2 separate regions of the Mus musculus genome follow, and region 2 is linked to region 1. Evidence: chromatin contacts called from ENCODE Hi-C data. All regions are on one chromosome and are shown on one strand. The core of a region is the stretch at or near the end of the contact, and the rest is flanking DNA. Distances in the headings are between cores, read along the strand shown. Region 1 holds the start of Cwc22 (CWC22 spliceosome-associated protein). Region 2 holds the start of Dnajc10 (DnaJ heat shock protein family (Hsp40) member C10).

Region 1 (6,658 bases), core at 595-3,094:
TATCTGCCTCTGCTTCCCAAGTACTAGTATTAAAAGCTCACTACGTAGCCTTGGCTGGCTGAGAACTGACTATATAGATCAGGCTGGCCTTGAACACTTGAACACAGGTCTGCCTCTTAAATTATGGGATTAAAGTGCCTAGCCCAGGATTTTTATTTTGTTTACACCCTGTGGGGGTTTGAATAAAAATGGCCCACATAGACTCACAGGAATTAGGAGGTGTGGCTTTGTTGAGGTAGACTTGGTGCAGTGGAAGGAAGTGTGTCACTGAGGTGGGCTTCTCAGATGCCCACGCCTGGCCAGTGTTTGAACGTCTTCTCCTGCTGTCTGTGGATCTAGATATAGAATTCTCAACTCCTTCTCTAGCCCCCCTACTACTTAGATGCCATAAAACTCCCCACCATGAATTCCACCATCACAATAATGGAATAAACCTCTGTTGTAAGCCAATTAGATTGGCTGTTTGTTTGTTCATTTGTTTGTTTGTTTGAATATAACAATTGCTGTAGTCATGGTGTCACTTTATAGCAGGAGAAACGCTAACAAAGTCATACTATCTCTAGGAAAAGGCTGAAAGCTCAATCACCCTAAAATTATAATAAAGAAGCAGAGCTTACTGCCCCAGGCATTTGATGCCAGCCCCTAGGAAGCAGAGCCAGGCAGATCTCTGTGAGTTCAAGACCAGCCTGGTCTACATAGTAAGTTCCAGGCCAGCCAGGGCTACATAGTGAGACCTTGTCCCTGTTTAAAAAATAAACAAAATTCTTGGAGAAGCCAGGCCTGGTTTACAAAATACTTTGAAATATAAAGATGATGTTGTTTTAGGAAGAGCTTTCCAATCACATTAGCATGCTCTTTAACACTTACCTTTTGGTAACACTGAAAATCAAAGACTAAGGAAACAGTATAATTGAGGCCAGTGCTCTAAACTCGTTACAGATTTCACATTCCAACCCTGAAAGTATCATAAATACAACTTGCTTCTTTTTTTTTTAATTTTTTAATTAATTAATTAATTTATTTATTTTCGGAGACAGGGTTTCTCTGTATAGCCCTGGCTGTCCTGGAACTCACTTTGTAGACCAGGCTGGCCTCGAACTCAGAAATCCACCTGCCTCTGCCTCCAGAGTGCTGGGATTAAAGGCATGTGCCACCACGCCAGGCAACTTGCTTCTTTTCTTTTTTCACCTTCCTCTCTCTCTCTCTCTCTCTCTCTCTCTCTCTCTCTCTCTCTTTCAAGACAGGGGCTCATTATGTAGCTCTGGATGTCTTGGAACACACAGTGCCAGTCTCAGCCTCCAAAATATTTGGAGTAAAGGCAGACACCACCATGTTGGGCCTCCAATTTACTTCTCACTGTCCTTACAACATATCATTTATAATCAGATAGTCTTCCATTCACTTGAATTTAAAATCTTGGAACTTAATAGATACTAAACATTTTGTCACTTTCCCCTCTTCTCCCAAACAGACTTTTGGTAAAGCTTCTGTCAAAAATCTGAAAGGGATCGCTACTTTTTTTATTATTTTCAGGCAAGGTATTATATAGTAAGCCTCTGCGGTAGTTTCATAGTATGTATCTTAGTGTTAAGCTTTTACACTGAAAAAAAAAAAAAAGAAAGAAAAGCTACGGTGTCTACTAAGAGCTACTTTTTATGGCTTTAGAAGATGAGTAGTGTTAGAATAAGAAGCATGCCTCGAAAACCTAGCTCTCAAAAGTGTCTCTAGTGTGACCTCCTATCCGAACGAACTACAATTCCCGTCATGCACTGCGGTCCAACTACAACTCATTTCCGTCCGCGCTGCCAGAGCATGCTGGACTTTGTAGTTCACTCGGACTCACATGTTCTTTTCTCGTGTTCTTTGTAAGGAATGACAGTGTTACTAGCTGGATTGCTTTGACTCAAGGTGTTACTATACCGCATTATCATTAATCGTATCACATACCTGCCAATTCACTACCAGTTTTTCACTAATTTCTCGCGCTACTTTCACCCGGGAAAGGGAACTGACGCTCTTCCGGTATGATGGCGGCGCGGTGGAGCTTTAGGTAATTACGGAACTCTGAAGACTCGGGATAGACTAGGAGCCAGAGTGGGGGCGGCGGGTTGCTAGGTCGCGTGGAGAGGGCAGGGACTTGCGAGTGGGCGCTTGCCCGGTGGGCCTTGCTTTCCTCATGTGGCTGCGCCGTCTCCACCGGCGGCCCGCGAGGTGCCGTGTGAGCCGGCTGGGCCTAGCGCCGGCGGCGGGGCGTGCGTGTCTGGGCCTTGGTCTGGGTTGTCGGTGAACACCTCTCCTGGGAGCACCCTGGGTCGCGTCCCCAGTCGGCGTCCCGGGGCTGGCATTAATAAATTCTGGTAACGCGTTTGCCTCATTCCAGCTTATCCCAGTAGCCAATTCTATTACATTTTCATTTATGGATCGTTTTCATTGACTTGACTGAACCCCTGTCATGTTTAGCCCTAGTGATCCATGTTTCGCATCTTCTGTGTTTAGGTCGCATACGTAGTTAACCTTAACTCTAAAAGCCTCTACTATTTGCAACTTCCAAACATGGGTTTGCAGTTCCTGCCCCTAGCGAGCTGCAGGCCCTACAGTACAAACAGCACTGTGCCAGCTGTTTGACCTGCTCTAAATGCAAGACTTTTTTGATACATTGTAGCCACTTAACTCGCCCCCCCGCCCCCCGGAAGAATAATTTGGGGAAAGGTATTAATAGAAACAGTAACTGAGCCCCGGCAAGCCGTTGGTGAGTTTGCCCAGTGGTTAAAAGCACTCTTTCAGAGGGATCTAGGTTCGATCCAAGCACCCACAAGATGGATCACAACAAATTATAATATCAGATTCAGGGGACTGGATACCTGCTTGCTGATAGCCACTTGCACCAGCAACTTGAACTGTCCCTATATGTATATGAAGGCAAAAAAGATCCATACATGTGAAAATGAGCTACCTTTTCTGTTAATTGTGCTCTGTATTTAAACTGCCTTTTGTTTATTTATTTTTCCTGTTCTCTGTGTAGTCTTGACTGTCTTGGAACTCACTCCTTAGAGCAGGCTGACCTCAAATTTAAAGAGTTCTGCCTGCCTCTGCTTTCTGAGTGCTGGGATTAAAGGTGTGGGCTAGCCGGGTTTAGACTGGTTATTTTAGTTGAGTCCTACCTTGTTCATGACTGGCCCAGTCAGACTCAGTCTGGAAATAGACCAGTTCCAGAAAGAAGTGATTATCGGTAATACAGCAGATTGGAACTAATGTCTTTGAGGGTTTTTCTGTCAGATTTCCCTTGTTTTCTCTGTAAGTCTGAAATTACTGCAGGAACTCTAGCCAGCTTGAATGTGGTGGACAAGGCTCTCCTTCCCAAGTCCCCGTGTCTTGTTAAAAACCGTTAGATCACATTCCTCAAGCTAGCCCCCAAGATCTGTTCCCTGATCTAACCTGCAGAGATCCAGCTATCAAAGCATTGAAGTCCAACAATCCAAAACCTCTCTGGGGTCAACTAATTGACATGCCCAATTTAAATTAAATACCTCAGCCTAACCCCTCTACCCGCTACGCTAATATTTTCCTATATGTATGTCTTCTCTCTATCCAGAGACAGTCCTTTGTTCCCTTGGGACAAATACCCCTTTACCCTCTCCCTTGTTCCCTTCCCCTTCTCCCTCATCCTAGTGTCCTGTCTTTGTCTCCTGTTTCTTGCCCTTTGTCCTTCTGGGGCAAATAAGTCTCCTTTGTGCAGAGAACACGCTCTTGGAGTGTCTTGAGCCAACTTTGAGGTTCCCTACAATTACGAGCAAGGGAGGCCGATGGAGCACTAAGGATTTCAGAAAACTCTCAGGCTTGTTAACACTTTTTCTTACACCTCCCAAGTAAACATGGGAGAAGACAGTTGAATGCTTACCTCAGCACAAACTTTGAAGACATTTTTTAAAATGTTTTTTTTAAAAAGATAGCACACATGGGCAGGGGAGTGGATTCAAACAAGCCTTTGCCTATCGTGCCATGTTAGTAAATGCCAGTGAACAGAAAGGAAAGAAAGTGTGGGGCATCCTTTTTTAGGAAAAGCTTCAATGATTAAAGAATTGATAACTTAGTAAGCGAGACCCAGAATTAACTGTTTTTAATCTATCTTTGAGCCTAACTCAGTAGTGGCTTAAGCCAGGCAAAGTTCAATACTTCCTCCTTGAAAATTTATCCTGTGGGTGCTCTGAATCACTTTACAAGGGGAGGCTCTTTCTAGATCAGAGCTTCTGTGATGGGTGGTCGAGCTTGGTGTCTAGAGGCTACATGGTAATATTTCCTTTACACCAGAATATGCTCAGAAGAAAAAAGTATACAAACATAACTTCTAATGATATGAAAGGTCATTTCTAACCAATCTGTGCAAGTTAGCAGATTTTGTTGACAAAGCTGGGGACCAGATTTGACTTGTGGAGTGCAGACACAAAGTATGAAGTGAAGATGAAGGCCTATGCTACATTCGGGTCCAGTTACCTCTTGGGCACACAGCATCTACTAGTGCTGCCTTGATGCAGATAATGACAGACAGCTTGGTGGCCCCAAGAATAAGGGGTAGAGGAATATTCTTTATGTGATGTCAAAATAACTTGACTCCTCTTCGGATCTAAGATAATCTAAAGTTACCTTCCTGTAGTGGCTATTCCTGGTTGTCAACTTGACAATATTTGGAATGAACTACAATCCGGAATTGGAAGGCTCACCAGTGACCCTTATCTGGAGGCTTGGAGATCCTTATCTGGATCTTGGTTTGAAGATCTTGAGCCATAGTGGCTATGGATTCCAGAAGATTGAATCTCCGAGTTAAGGAACACACCTTTAATCTGGGCTATGCCTTTCATCTGGGATTAAAGGTGTGGTGGAACACACCTTTAGGATTAAAGGTGTGGTGGAACACACCTTTAATCTGGGCTACACCTTTTGCTGGAGACAATATAAGGACATTGGAAGAAGGGAGTCTAGCTCTTGCTCTTGCTCCTTCGCCTGCTTGCTGCGTGAGACTGAGTAACTGCTAGATCCTTGGACTTCCATTCACAGCTGCGACTGAACCATTGTTGGGAATTGGGCTGCCGACTGTAAGTCATCAATAAATTCCTTTACTATTTAGAAATTATCCATAAGTTCTGTGACTCTAGAGAACCCTGACTAATACACTTCCCCTTACAAAACTTTTAGATTTTGAACATGTTATGTATCTGGTACTATCTTAGCTTTGTGTGTGTGTCTGTGTGTGTGTGTTTATGTCAGTGATTGAAAATTTCAGAGATTTGCTGTATCCATAGAAGGCCTTTCATGATTTAGCTTCGTGAGTCTCTTAGGGTCCACATCATTTATGTTCATTTTCTACGTGCTTCCTTTACGGGAATGACTTGAAGTCATCATTCATTTGTTTGTTAGTTTTAAATGTCTTTGAGCCTGTATGTATGTGGGCCCCTGTCCCTTTTCGTTCTGTATGGATAGAATTCCTACTTATCCTTTAGGACTTGGCATTGGTACCTCCTGTTTTTTGTACACCTAGCAATAGTGTGTTTGTAGCATAGCTACAACATCTAGACATTCCTCTACCTAAAGGTTAAGAACATTCACCTTTTGATGTCTTGTGTGTCGTGTAATGTAAATATTACCTTCCTATCCACAGCTGCTGTTTTTATCAGAAAGACTGTATGGTATAGCCTCATCATTTTGAGGTCCTGTATTTTGTATTTTCTCAGTTGTTACAGTCTCAAAGAGACTCTTCTGCACAAATAAGCTTGAACAAATGAAGAAATATTGGGTTTATGATTAGAAGCACTAAAGTGTTTCGTTGAAAGGCACGAATTGTGGTGAGGATGATGGTCTTTTTAAATTAATGTTTTCTTTGGTCTTTGTTATCATGAAAATGGGTAGAAACCTGCGTTTAAATCAGTAGATCAAGAGAAACTATAATGACACTATTTGCTCGATGAATGAGGCACCAGGCTACTGAATAAAATTAAGCCCCACTCCCAGGCACCAAACCCATGAGCCAAGGCTATATAGGAAAGTAAGCTAAGAGACAGAGATAGGATCTAAGTTCCATGACTCAGGAGAGTGGCAGGGAGGAGGCTCCTTAGGCTTTGTTCTGTTCAGTAGCAGAAGTACTGCTATTGAAGAAATTATTTTCTGTTAAAAATATATTGTAAAGTGAAACATTGTAGAAACAGATCTAGAGACAAAGGTTTCTGTTTTAGAAATGTCTAAGGACATTTGGAAAGTAGGGGATAATCCTAAATATGTTCTAATGGAATCTATGTTTAATTTCAAAGCCTGGTTACCCCACGGGCAGCTTCACAGATACTTAAAAGGATCCTTTTGCTCCTCATAAGTGGAGTGCCAAGTTTAGTATGCAAAGGGAACTTATATTTCAGAGATTGTTACAGATGGTGCTAAAAGTCTGAGAAATCTTATCAAACCCTCTGGCTCTGGAATGAAGCTAACGTTCTATTAGGGAATCTTCTCTAAACAGAAACTCCCACCAGCCTCTTGTATACAGAGGCAGAGAATGGGAAAACGGCAAATCTGGCTGGGCAGTGGTGGCGCACACCCTTAATCCCAGCACTTGGGAGGCAGAGGAAGACGGATTTCTGAGTTTGAGGCCAGCCTGGTCTACAGAGTGAGTTCCAGG
Region 2 (7,293 bases), core at 2,781-5,280, 2.4 Mb before region 1:
AATCACAGTAACATATATGAAATGTACAAACTAAATAGTAGAACAAAACTCACTTTTCTTTCACTCATACTAAGAAAGACTTGAGGTGGGGAGACAGCCTGGTGGGAGAGCATAAAGTCCCAGCACGGGTGAGGGAGGAGACAACTGAGACTGCAGGAGTAACATCACCTTACCGAAATCGTAACGGTAGTAGCTCCAGCTCTCATACTGGCCTCCTTGATTATCTTCAAGTCCCTTTTCTCCATATTTGTCATACTTTTTCCGTAGATCTTCATCTTTGAGTACTTCATATGCTCTATTTATTTTTAAAAAATCACCATGTGCATTTGGGTTATTCTGTTAAAAAATATTAGATGCAATAGTTACTTCAAATGCACAATTTGAATCTTTTCAGAAACACAGCTTTAATTGATTCCAGCGATCCCTGAATACTAGATATCAGCAGAAAAAGCAGGGCAAGGCAACAGACCAAGAATCATCAAGAAGAACTAAGGAAGTCCTTCTAAGGAAGCAGAGTGTCCAAATGGGGAAAGTGTGAGTCTCGGCAACACAGTTTCTCATGTCTATATAAAGTATCCAAATAAGATCAATGGGTAAAGAGCAGTAATTCTCTTGTAACAAATGCTGAAAGAAAAAAATGCAACTAATAAAACCTAAGGGACCTTGAAGCCTTTACTCCAAACTGTGTTACTTCTGTAACAATAGTAATGTTCTCTGGTGAGATTCAACATAAAGTGTAGTTTTGTCTGTCTGTCTGTCTTTCTTTTTTCTTTCTTTTTCTGTGTGGTTTTTACGAGACAGGATTCTCTGTGTAGCCCTAGCTGTCCTGGAACTCACTCTGTAGACCAGGCTGGCCTCGAACTCAGAAATCCGCCTGCCACTGCCTCCCAAGTGCTGGGATTAAAGGCATGCGCCACCACTGCCCGGCAAGTGTATTTTTAATGAGTCAAGTTTATTAATTAAGAAATAATACCAAGATAGCAATTCCAAACTGGACTGAAAAATGTAACTTCTTCACTGTTTCACAGATTCGGCTTCTGGAAATCACACTTGGAAATTTTAAGACAAAAACTTGTAAAACAACAAGAACAAATATTTAAATATAATACAGATCTGTGGGAAAGATAATTAACTAAGAGTTTATAATGTAGTTATTATGTAATTGAACAAAATAATTTCATTTATAAATTTCTACTTCAGAAATTATCTCCATCATGTCCTCTCATATGATAAGCTAAAAATTAATGAAAAAAAAAACTTTAAATTTTAAAAAACCATAACATTCAAAATCAATCTGTTTTTAAAGATTCTTGGGTAGACAATCAAATAGTTACAACTGGAAATCCCTTTGGAGCTGTCAAGGTTTCATTTATAAGTTTTTAAGTCGGAAGCTGGAGCCGGGCATGGAACAAGAGAGAAAGTTAGAGCACGCTGTGACTAGTGACTGCTGTCACATCTGCAGGACACTTGAATTCTGAGGGCAGATTTGTCTCTATGGGTTCATCACCCACTTGAGTGTGAACACCACTTCACAGACAAGACTTGGGGGTTAGTGTCTCTACTTCTGCTGTAAATCAGTTTACAGAGAAGAGGTAACTATGTATCTGATGCCAACAAAATCATTGTACTTGGCTTCTCCTGGTTTTACTTTAACAGATGAACTGGGTTTCAGGTGGTGGGGATCGAACCCCTGAGTCGTGTGCCTGCTGTGTAAGGGCGCTACTTCTGAATTACATCTACAGTTCCCAAATTACAATTTCCGACAGTATGCTTAAGCATTTCACTGATTTAAAAAGAGTGAAAACCCGCTTTTCCCAGAGGGTTGTACTTTTTTACATAACCGTTTAAGCACATCAGTATAAATATCCCGATATTTAAAAGAGAAAGTTTGCCTACCGGGTTTTTATCAGGATGTAACTTCAGTGCTAATTTCTTAAAGGCTTGTCTTATTTCTCTACTGCTTGCAGTTTTCGACACTCCAAGTAAACTGTAAAAATTCTGATCTGTGCCCACCACAACGACCACGTACAGTATCAGAAGACAGAGACTGATCCTCTTCAAGTCTCTGATAAAGTCATCTTTGTTTAACCAGACTCCCATTCTCTTTCTTATGAAAGTTCTGACTTATGTGAACATTAAGATACAATGCTGGGTCCGGTGGTTAAAATAGACACACGTGAGAATCTCTGTCCACATAACTTCAAGGGTCAATCAAGCATCTCGGGAACACAGCTCAGAAATGTTAACCTAAAGAGAGCAAACCAGGCAGTTAAAATACTTTTCAGACTTAACATTTATAGCATGATTTGTCAAGCGACACAGCCAGTAATACAGTTTCCACACTGAAGGTCACATCCCTGTGAATAGCTTTGAACCCCTATTCTCCAGGACCCTCCCTTGCCCCTGTATTCAGGTAGGCATGTTTGTAAAATCACTGATAGCAGGAAAAAGGTAATGAGTAGTAGTAGCTAGCTAGCTTTCAAGAAAAACACAGGCACACATATGCGAGAGAAAGAGAGAGAGAGAGAGAGAGAGAGAGAGAGAGAGAGAGATGGGGGAGGGAGGGAGGGACAGAGACAGAGATACTGAGAGAGACAGGGACAGAGACACAAAGGCTCTGGTCAATATGATGCTACCAGGATAAGACTCAGCAGTATTTCTTTTCTCTCCCAGCACGCTGCCCTTTCTAATACCTCCTCCCTTTCAGCTCCTTCCACGCCTGGAAAGCTTATCAAGTTCCTTTTTTAAATCTAATCTCATTTGTAGAGAATGCCTTCGAGGGAAAAACAAGGAAGCATGAAGCTTTTCCAAGAGGGTTGTACTTTTTTACATAACCGTTTAAGAACATCAGTATAAAAATAGATAACTTAAAAAAGCAGGCCACACAAGTTCTCTAAAGTGTTAGCACCAAGAGAAGATATTTTATAATAATTGCAAATCAATGCAATTTCACTGTAAAGCTCCTGTCTGGAGTAAAAACTAGGAAAACAAAGAGCACCAGGCATTGCTTGAGGGTAAAACCCTAACATTTAACCTTACAGCTAAACTAGTCCTCTTTAATATCTTCAAATGCTTTGGGGGAAAAAAAAAAGATCTAACTTCCCTAACCTCCTCAGTTTCAGCTCTCTTCCCTTAAGTCCGGATATGTTTCTAAGTATTTCTCCTTACCTGGGAACAGGCCTCACCTCACGTCTAACTCCCTTTTTTCACCCGCCTCCCCTAATAGCCCTTTGTAAAATATACTGACAGTAAAACAGAAATACCCAGACTGACAACCATCAGGAAGGAAAACAAATGAAGAACAAATCTCAACAAAGGCGACTTTGGGATAAGGTGTCCCTCGGCTTAGGGTGGGTTCAGGCAAAGCCTGGGAATAACTGAACAGCCTGGGGCCAGTGAGGCTGCAGGTAAACGCAGTGTTAATGAGGGATGCTGCCACCGCTCCAGAGCGGGATCGGGGAGAGGCGAAAGACAGAGGGTACGGGGCTGGCAAGGGTGCGCCTTGAGGTCCCAGGTCGGACCAGGGAGAGAGACCCCGAGTTAGAAAGTGCGAGCAGAAGGGGGCTCGCAGAGGTGGGGTGGAGGGGGCCGTGAAAACCCGGCGCAATGGGGGCACCGAGGCGGTGGGATGGGTCTGGCGTCCTCCCTCCCTGATGCCCCCGCAGTGCGTGGAGCCCGGCCCGCGCCCACCTCGGCGTCCTCAGCTACTGCCCCATCCTCAGGTCGCCGAGCTCCGGACCCGGCAGGACCGGACGCTGCCTGCGAACGCGCGCAGCAGCAATTCTGCCGCTCCCGTCGCGCCGGCGGGGCGGGGCCTGGCGCGGGGCATTGTGGGAAAGGCGTGGGCGAAGGCCGACGGGTGGCCAGCAGGGAGGGACGGGTGGGACCGCCGAGGCTGACGTGGCCTTCTGTGTGGCTGCGGCGGTGGCTGCGGGTCCCGCTCCTAGCCAGAGATAGGGAAGCATCCCGCAGCGCGGCCCACAGGCATCTTGCGGCCGTAGTCAACCGCTGGCGGAAGGAAGGGTGTGAAGCCCGCCTTTTCCGGTCCCGTTGCCAGGGCGACGGGAAAACCCGGGTGGAGAGATCCGGCTCTCTGGAGGTTTGGTTAAAGGGTGGGTATCCTTGAAAGGGCAGATTTGGCAGAAAGTGGAGAACTTGTCTGAATTGACCCCGTTGCCAGGGACCGGACAGAATAATTAAAGTTTTCTAGAAATAAAATTGTTTACAACTTTTATGTATCAACAAATATGAAGCGTTCTACAGGATTTCTGGATTTGTGAATCTGCCTTCTGATCCTCTCCTTTACTGGATTTGTTACAGAAACTGCAGTGTTTGAGTCATGACACTTTGACCGTTGAAGTAGACACATTAAAGTCCCTGAAAGAGGAAGTGATGGAAGCTGGTGGTAGTGATTTGAAATAAGTAGAAATTGATAGTGAGTCTTTGGGTAGTTAACCAGATGTCAGTTAATAATTTTATGGCTGTAGGACCTGTTGCTAAACCAACATATTGTAGGAAAGAAGCGGAAGTATAACGAACAAAGGCAGAAATATCAGAAAGAGCCTGAAGTAGCAGCTGTTAACCTGTACCAGGAACTGGCCGAAGTACACACGCGTTAACTCAGCCCTAAAATATTCTCGGGAGATACAGCTGATTATCATACACATGTCAAAATGGAAAATAAATGGGTAACTAAAAATTGAGGAAAATAAGATTAACACTTAAACAACCTAGTTCATTATGCCACGGTGATCCAAAACTCCTTAGAAAAAAATCTAAAAGCAAAACAGAGAACTGAAGAATCAAGTGGAAACTAATAGGTTTTTGTTACCATAGTGAATACATTTCAACTTATATTTTTAGATGGTAAGGAAGCTTCTTAAAGCTTTATTGTAAAGGACTGGAGTTGCATCTTACATAGTTTGCAACTCCTGAAGGGAGGATTCAAAGGAGATGCTTAGGAAAGGAAAAGCAGAGAAAACACAGACACACAGGCAGCATGCCACAAGTAATTTAAAGCAGTGTGTAAAACATTTTCTCTTCTCTGGGATATGTACTGGTGGGTAACAAGAGCAAAGACTTTCTGCTCCTAATAAATTGGATGATAGAGGGACACATTAGCCTGTTAGTTATTCAAATATATCTGTAATTAGGAAGGAAAAAATATGAAACACAGATCACAGTAAGACCAAAAGGTAGAAACGACCATCCAACAGCTTTCAGCTCATTTTAAGAGGTTTTATGGCTCAGTGGTTAAGATTACTGGCTGCTCTTCCAGAAGACAGAGTTCAATTCCCAACACCCACATGGCAGCCCACAACTATCTGTAACAGCAGTTCCAGAGGCTCTGGCACTCTTGCACAGACATGTAGGCAGAACACCAATGTGCATAAAAATAAACAAATCTTTAAAAATAAACTTAAAAGTCCTCCCCCTTTTCAATGGGAAGCTGAAGAAGAGTTTTAAGTGATGAAATGTTTTATGTAAGGATGACTTTGCTTAATTTGAAATGATCTTAAAGTTACAAGGAATTAAATGTTGTAGTACAAAAAAATTGTTTTTCTCAAAAGTTTGGGAGTAAGTTGACTTCTCCCATGACCCCCCCCACCCCCCAAAACTAGTGTGTGTTTTTTTCACAGATGGGATGCTTTCTTTTAAAAGTACAACCTTCGAATATGGGAAGTTTCTGTGAACACATTATCAGTGTCTAGTCCACAAATGTCAGATTCCGGTTTTTCCAATTATCAGTAAGACTTCCCAGTATGAGGATCTAGTAAGGAGCTATTTTTCTTTTTTTCTGTTTAGCACAATCGTGTTTTAGACTTCCTTAATGAGAAATGTTTATCCAGTTTTCCCAGATTTCAAGGTCTTAAACTTGTATAGAATTCAGGCCAGTTGTGTTATAGATACTATAGATAGATCCTATTTTTATGTGACTGAGGATTCTTCATGATTTGATTTAGTTGTGTTCATTTGACAGACATGTAACAAATGGCATTGTATTCTCACTGTCTTATCTGATGGTCTCAAATTTTTGTTTCTCCCATTGTTGGTAGTGGTAAATAACTTGAATAGGAGGATTTTTGTGATTTTTTTCCATGTAAGTTACATTTTACTTTTAATAAGATGTCCTTTGTAGGGAGCTACTTGGAGAAATAAATTCTTCTTGTTAAGCTTTCGATTTATTTATTGTATTTTTGTGGATTCATAGATTCCTGTTTTATAAAATTGATCAAACCTGTTACTCTCTTTTACTTAGAAATTTAAGTAGTTTTATATCTGGCCAGTTGAAACTCTTAAAAAATTTTTTTTGTGCCATCTTGCCAATCTTACCATTCTCTAAGCTTAGATGCTTTTGTACACAGTAGGATTTTCTAGGGTCATTCTGGGCTCTTCCTGCTTTGGTACTGACAGGAGCTGTTTCTCCAAGAAGTCTTGATTACTTTGAAGATGATATTTGATTACAAGATCTAAGGCTTGCTCCTTAGTACTGTAGCACTCATTGCTTCTTAGTGGAGAGGCAGTGACCATATGTTCACACACATATATTCATGGTTATGTTTACAAAACTATTAGAGGCCATATGTTCATATACACAAATATTCATGTTTGTGTGCATAAAATTATCATGTTACACCAATACTTCCAATGCTCAATGCATTTCTATGTGATACAGAATGTATTCATTCTATATAATTTTTCCCTTTGCAAATCTGTAGCCTTTTTTTGCTGATGGTGAAAGCATGTTTTCCCTTGTTCTTGAGATCTCTACTCATTTGCTTCTCCATGTTACACATTTCCCACTACTCTTTTTGGCCCTCCCTTCTTATAACCAGCTTGGAATCCCTACTACATTCTGATTGACTCCCTTGACAGATGTTCTACTCAATCCATTCAGGTCTAACCTGGGTTAGGCTACAATTTCACAATGACACTTTCTTCACAAGAGGGATACTTCCTTTTAATTTTTAGTTCCATCTGGGGAACTAAGTATCACTCAAGATTCAGTATGTTTCTTCTGTAGACATTTTTTGTGTACAATAGAAAGTATACAGTAGAAAGAAATAAAGTGTATTTGACATTATCTTTTATTGTTATACTAATCGCAACCTATTGCAAGAACATCTTATTGGCTGGTCTACAGTACTGATTCTTTGAGATAAGAAGTTGGGTTTTATTTCTTCCCCCAATGCCTCATTAGAAGAGAACTTGGCATGTATTCAACACATGCATTAGGGTGGAATGAAGAATCAATATTTGGTTTGTATGAAGAGGAAGAGAAGTCTTTTGTTC

What was found. Hi-C counts contacts between places; a loop is a spot of excess contacts on that map.
Region 2: a map of heart shows a loop between it and region 1 (4-fold over the local background). The contact joins the promoter of Dnajc10 here to the promoter of Cwc22 in region 1. A Hi-C loop is called at or near these places in 3 of 37 maps with a recorded cell type or tissue (heart and v-Abl transformed pro-B cells).

Annotation. Positions count from the first base shown.
Region 1 is chr2:77,941,542-77,948,199 of GRCm38, reverse strand. It overlaps Cwc22 (CWC22 spliceosome-associated protein), which reads left to right and starts at 1,844. Exons shown (of 20, transcript NM_001362658.1): 1 at 1,844-2,050.
Region 2 is chr2:80,312,203-80,319,495 of GRCm38, reverse strand. It overlaps Dnajc10 (DnaJ heat shock protein family (Hsp40) member C10), which reads right to left and starts at 4,030. Exons shown (of 23, transcript NM_024181.2): 1 at 3,691-4,030; 2 at 1,897-2,247; 3 at 174-336. The coding sequence starts at 2,100.